Linked DNA regions of Homo sapiens: region 2 is linked to region 1. A link is a contact called in ENCODE Hi-C or POLR2A ChIA-PET data. All regions are on one chromosome and are shown on one strand. Each heading gives the region's core, a stretch centred on a gene start or an enhancer-like site at or near the end of the contact. The rest is flanking DNA. Distances are from core to core; before and after follow the strand shown. Region 1 holds the start of PRPF38B (pre-mRNA processing factor 38B). Region 2 holds the start of RBM15 (RNA binding motif protein 15).

Region 1 (2,700 bases), core at 188-2,687:
AGGACCAAAAGCAATGGCCAAAAAAACCCACAAAAATCTAATTAGTCGTTCATTTAACCAGGGAAATGCATTTATGGCGATTGAGCATGATTAATAGTGCATACCTCTACCTGCGACCCTGGGCTGCTCCGAGCCTCGCTGCAAGACTGAGTCAATCCTGCTAACGAAACAAGAACTGAGACAAGAGTGCAGTGAGGAGGCGCCAGGTGAGCTCCCCAGCACAGCCAAGCCAGCACCGACCCTGCCGCAGAAGCCCAGGGCCCAGATAATTCTAAATTAGCCCAATGCACAGGTGGCTGAGACCTCTTACTCCTGACTTCCTGCTGGGAAAATTTCCAGGCCTTCTGTACACCTCTTGAAATGGCACCTCTCCACCCTCATCCCCCCACCCCACCCGACACACACGCACTGACCATTTCCCTGCCTGGATCGGATAGTGAGTACCAACAACACGAGGCCAATACTGAAGTCATTACACGCCCTGGCCAGGGGTGAGCGGGAGAAGCACCAACAAGTTGGCGCTCAGCAGATCCACGTCAAAAGGAATAATTTTAAAGCTGTAAACTGGAAAGGCTTCTGTTACTCTTTCCTCCTCTCCCCCATCCCTCTTGCCCAACTCCCCCCAGGGGTGGGCAGGAGGTTGGGGGAGGAGAGAGATCAATAGTGGCGGGCTCTCCCGGCCCTAAAAATCTAAAATGGAAACGAGAGGGCGGCCCCAGTCCGACCCCTCCCAGACACACTACAGGCCGCAGCCACCCCTCCGCCGAACCACCTTCCCCCACCCACAAATCTTCAGATTTCGGGGGCCGCCTTCGCCCGTTTCCTCCATACCCCCTCTTCCGAACTTACCCCCAAAGCCAAGGCCTACACACTTCGTACCTTAAAGTAGATCTCGTCCACCACCTCGTGGTAGGTCTTGAGCTCGTAGAGCTGTACTTTGAAGTAAGGCGACGACAGGATGTTGGTCAGGATCATGGGGTTGAGGTTCATGGTCTTCTCGTTGCCCCAGAGCGGGAGCACATTGCCCTGCTTGCCGGAGACCGCCGGCTTGGTAGCGCCGCCGCCGCCGCACTGCTGCTGTTGCTGAGCCGCAGCTGCAGCCGCCTGGTGCTGCGGCTGCGAGTTGCCTGTCAGCGCGGGGCTGTTGTTAGCCATGTTGCGGCGGAAGGAAGGAGGGAGGGAAGGAGGGGGGGGAGGGGGCCAAGCTCGATCTCGCTCTTCGGGACAACGGTCTGGGACCCTACTCCATCGAACGTCGTCGGGAGAAGGGGCCGCCTCGCTGTGCCCCAGCTGGGCAAGAGAGGGCACCCGACGCCGACAAAATGACCCCGGGCCAAGAGCAGACAGCGAAACCCAGACCGCGAGAACTCCACGCAGAAGGCGAGCCGGCAGCCAGGGAGCTCGATCTCTTCCGCCAACTGCCCCTGGGAACAAGATGGCGGGCCCGGCGGATATGACGCCACGCACCCCAGCGTTCCAAGCTGAGCTGGCGGCCAATCAGAGACGCTCAGTTGGGCTGGAGCGTCCTCTTCCTAGGTCCCCGCGTTCTCTGCACGCTGAAGTCGCTGCAGTGACCTCCGTACCTGACTCTTAGGGGATTTCTCCTGAGAATTTGGGGGCCGGGGGAGAGGGTTGTAGGCCTAATCCGTTGTTGTTGTATTTTGACTGGGGGCTTGATTTCTTTTGTCGGGAGCTGAGCCAGGAAGGGTTCGCATGGCTGCGGTGTGCTTGCTAATATCGTCACTCTGACTTCTGCAGAGTATCCGAGAGGGGTCTCCTGGGATCTCAGTTTTAAGGTTCTCTGGAAGGTACAATGGTCAGGGACCCCACTCCTCCAGGAGATTCTGATCAAAGGTCACGTACTTCGCCAGCCTCTAGTGTCCAGCCAGAAGTCTTAAATTTATTCATCCGTAAGATTGAGATAACATCTGGCTGGGCTGTTGTGAGCATTGAAAGAGCTAATGTACTTGTAGTGCCTAGTAGACTGTTCCAGGCATCTGGTAGGCGCCTTTTCTTTTTCTCCCTGCTCCAGATCTTTGGATTCTAGGAATGTATCCGGAGTGATAAACATTGGGCGAGATACTGTATATTGGGAGTGGGTGTGTGAATGTGTGGGGAGTTTGAATGTGGCAATCTTGACTTCAGTGGCGCATACACAGGAGGAGAAAAGGATAAGATGGAAACTTTGGGGAAAATCCACATCTGGATGAAAATAAACCAGAAGAGGAGAGAGAGAGAGCGAAGACCAGCAGAAAAGTATTTAAACCAAGAGACAGTTGTTTGACAGAATACAAGGAAATAGAAAAGATAAGTGAATGGAGTGATTGATTAGTGTTTGGAGCTGTACGGTACGAAAGTGGATATCCTGTCTGGTTCCTTTGTTTTAGGTTGCAAGAGAACTAGAACCCTGAGAGGAGAAGCAGTTTTCACCTTCTTACTAGCAAATCTTGTTTTTCTCTATAGTGGTTTTTATTAACTTCCAAAGGAAAACTGAAGATCCTAACCCCTGTGTCATGAGTTATCACGTTAAAAGTCCATAGAAAAAATTTTTTTTAACCCAGTTCTTTTTGTGTATATATTTTTTGCCTTGATAATACTAGTTTATTGAGTTTGCCGAGTGACACATTGCCAAATCTTATGCCCTATTTTTAATTCCTCAGATACATGATCTTTCTGTATAGTCTTAGACAGTCTTTACCC
Region 2 (2,700 bases), core at 153-2,652, 1.6 Mb before region 1:
CAGAGGCGGGTGGTGGGTGTAGCTTTACCATAACCAATTTTGATAGGATTCCGAATTATAATTTTGCCAGACATTGCTAATTTGGCCCGGTGAGACATATCTAAGTTCTCAAATTTGAGAAAGCCGTAAGTACTAGTCTGGCCGCGAGAAGGCCTCTTGATATCTACTTCTGTGATGACTCCAAAGCGATCAAACGCCCTTCTTAAATCACTCTCCGTTACAGTGATGTCTAGGTTGCCCAAGAAGAGCGTCCGGTTAGCTCGCTGATCATCCTCGGGTGAAATCTCATCCACTTCTCTGAAAGGAGCAGCACCTGCTCCAGCTCCCACCCTTGGCTCAAGACTGTATGCAGGGCGCACTCTCTCATAGAACGGGTAGTCTCTTTCTCTCTCCAGGTCTCGAGGCAATGGTGGCGGAGGTGGAGGGGGCAGGCGGCCAAGAGCCAACTGCTGCAGCCGGTAGTCTCTGTATCCCAAAGCAGCGCCACCAGGGGAAAGTGATCTCTGGCCTCCACCACCTCCAGGGGGGTGCCGGTGACCACCTACAGAGGCCCCGACCACACTGGCTGATGGAGGATAAGTATCTTTGTCTAAAGGGGAGCGGCTGCGGCGCCGGCTCACATACACAGCTTCTATCTTCAGAGGCCGGTCATAGAGCACCAGGCGGCCTCTGGCATGCTTGGCCGCCCGCGCGTCCTCTGGCCGCCGGAAGTTCACAAAGGCTACCCGCTCATCCCCGCTGCCAGAACCCGACAGATGACTGATTTTCACACTTACATCACCGAAGCGTTTGAACTCATGAAACAGGCCGTCCTCCACCGCTTCGTCACTAAGCTGGGACCCCAACTCGCTTATCTTCAGAGTCTTGTATTCCGCGCCGTCCCCGCCGCCGGGAGCTGAGGAGGCGGCCCCAGAGGAACGTGACTCCCCGCCTCCACCCCGGGAGCTGCTGCGCGATTCGCCCCCGCCCGAAGAATTTTTGGTGCTCGGGGAGCTATAACTATGCAAGCGGCTACTGGAGCTGCCCCCACCGGTATCATACTCGCGGCTGCCACCTCGACTGCTGGACTTGTCCAGGTGGAGACTCCGCCGCGACCCACCGCCGCTATCGGTCTTTCCGCTGCTGCTCCCATTGCTGCCACCAGAGCCCCCTAACTTCTTGCTCCGCTCACCGCGGGAAGTCGAGTCCTCACCACCACGGGAGCGTTTGGCCTTCACTGGCGAGCGCTCTTTTCCCTTCATTGTTGCGGGTCGTCGGAGGTCGTCTCCGCGGAGCTGAGTAACCCGCCGCCCCGCGCTCGTTTCACACAGCGGAACCGCACGCCGCCATCTTGGACTCCGCCGCGGCACAGGGTCCCGCCCCGCAGTCCTCATTGGCCAATTGCTCTCTCTTCTACAGTCTCATTGGGAAAATTATTTGTCTATCTTTACATCTCCCCGCGCTCCAGGAAGGCGCCCGCCCAACCACTGTTATTGGGTTCCCAACCCCCTAGTCGGAGTACCTCATTGGTTACATTTGTTGTCTATCTTAACGGTTCCTCGCGCCAGACTGTAGCTCCGCCCCTCGCACTCTGCGGTCACGTGACCCAAAGTGTTGAGGTGTTGATTGGACAAAAAGTCTGCCCTGTAACGGTACTTCTTGCTCAGTGACAGCAGCAACCCACCTCCTTATCCCTTTCATTGGCTTATAAACCCGTCCTTTAAACCACTATTTGGGAGGTCGGGCCATCAGTTTCGGCGTTTTTTCCAGAGAGGCAGGCTCACAGCGATATCGCGAGAGACGGTAAGCTCCCTCTTTCGACCCCCTTTTTCCAACTCCTCCGGCGGCTAAAAGAAGTTTAAATCTGATTGGATGTCGGCAAGGAAGTTGATAGGCTGAAATAACTGTCCATCACTCGCTTAAAGGGGTAGGCCTGTATAACGGAGGAGGCTGACTGAAGGTGAAAGACTAGAACACGTGCTTGCTGTGCGACGTCACTTAGATGTCGCGAGAGGGTGACTGTGCGCCAGCCCCGCCTCCCCGCGTTTTCGGCGTTCTCCCCACAAACATTTGTTAAGTTCCGTGGGGTGTTTGGCTGTGCTTCGGCCCTTGGAGTTCGAAACTTCTGAGCTCCCCGCCGTCGTACCTGTGCCGGCCAAGGGGCGGGGCAGGCTTTCCGGCTGTCGGGGCCCTCCAGTCCCTCAGGAAGCCGTCCTGGGACGCCTAGCGGACACCATTTTACGTCGCTGTGGTAGCTGAGTGAACAGCCGGGGGGAGCCCCGCCCCCCGCGCGCGGGAGAGCGCCGCCCGCGGTCACCTGGGCCCGCGGGGCAGAGAGTTCACGGTTCCTGCAGCCTCGGGTCATGCTGACGCCCCCGGGCGGTGCTAACACGTAACACGCGGGACCTCGAGAGCTAAGAAGCAGGGCGACTAAGACGCAGCCCTCGCCCAGGAGCCCGTCTCTCCCGCGAGCTACCCGTTCCCGCCCAAGTACTCCGGGTAACCGAGGGGAGTGACCGTCGCTCCCCGCCTCGTGGCCCGCGGGCGGAGCCGGAACTGTCGGGACACCGCGGACGTGTCTTTGGGCGGCATGTTTTATGTTGCGAATCTGTGTGGATTTTTAAATTCTGTATTCCCCTAAAATAGCAGTGTTTTTAATATGTAATGCTTCTACCCTGAAAATCACCAAGCGAAATTTAGGCTCCATGCAGATATGTCACT

The links. A loop is a pair of places that touch in the nucleus more often than their neighbours do. ChIA-PET counts read pairs that join two places held with the same protein, here RNA polymerase II (POLR2A). Pooled maps may share reads with other maps.
Region 2: a loop to region 1 is called in a pooled map, with 19 times the contacts of the local background. The contact joins the promoter of RBM15 here to the promoter of PRPF38B in region 1. A Hi-C loop is called at or near these places in 3 of 37 single-sample maps with no recorded cell type and 12 of 50 pooled maps. POLR2A ChIA-PET finds 5 or more read pairs at or near these places in 2 of 52 experiments (CD4-positive, alpha-beta memory T cell and naive thymus-derived CD4-positive, alpha-beta T cell).

What each region holds. Positions count from the first base shown.
Region 1 is chr1:108,691,047-108,693,746 of GRCh38, reverse strand. It overlaps PRPF38B (pre-mRNA processing factor 38B), which reads right to left and starts at 1,437. Exons shown (of 6, transcript NM_018061.4): 1 at 880-1,437. The coding sequence starts at 1,155. RefSeq lists enhancers at 1-535, 1,186-1,515, 1,098-1,658, 1,596-1,785.
Region 2 is chr1:110,338,079-110,340,778 of GRCh38, reverse strand. RBM15 (RNA binding motif protein 15) reads right to left here and starts at 1,402. Exons shown (of 3, transcript NM_022768.5): 1 at 1-1,402. The coding sequence starts at 1,373. It overlaps LOC124904276, which reads right to left. Exons shown (of 1, transcript XM_047437983.1): 1 at 1,776-2,700. The coding sequence starts at 2,344. The coding sequence ends at 1,838. RBM15-AS1 (RBM15 antisense RNA 1) reads left to right here and starts at 1,608. Exons shown (of 4, transcript NR_036595.1): 1 at 1,608-1,782. RefSeq lists enhancers at 414-863, 235-973, 944-1,063, 1,094-1,393, 2,534-2,700 and a silencer at 2,164-2,433.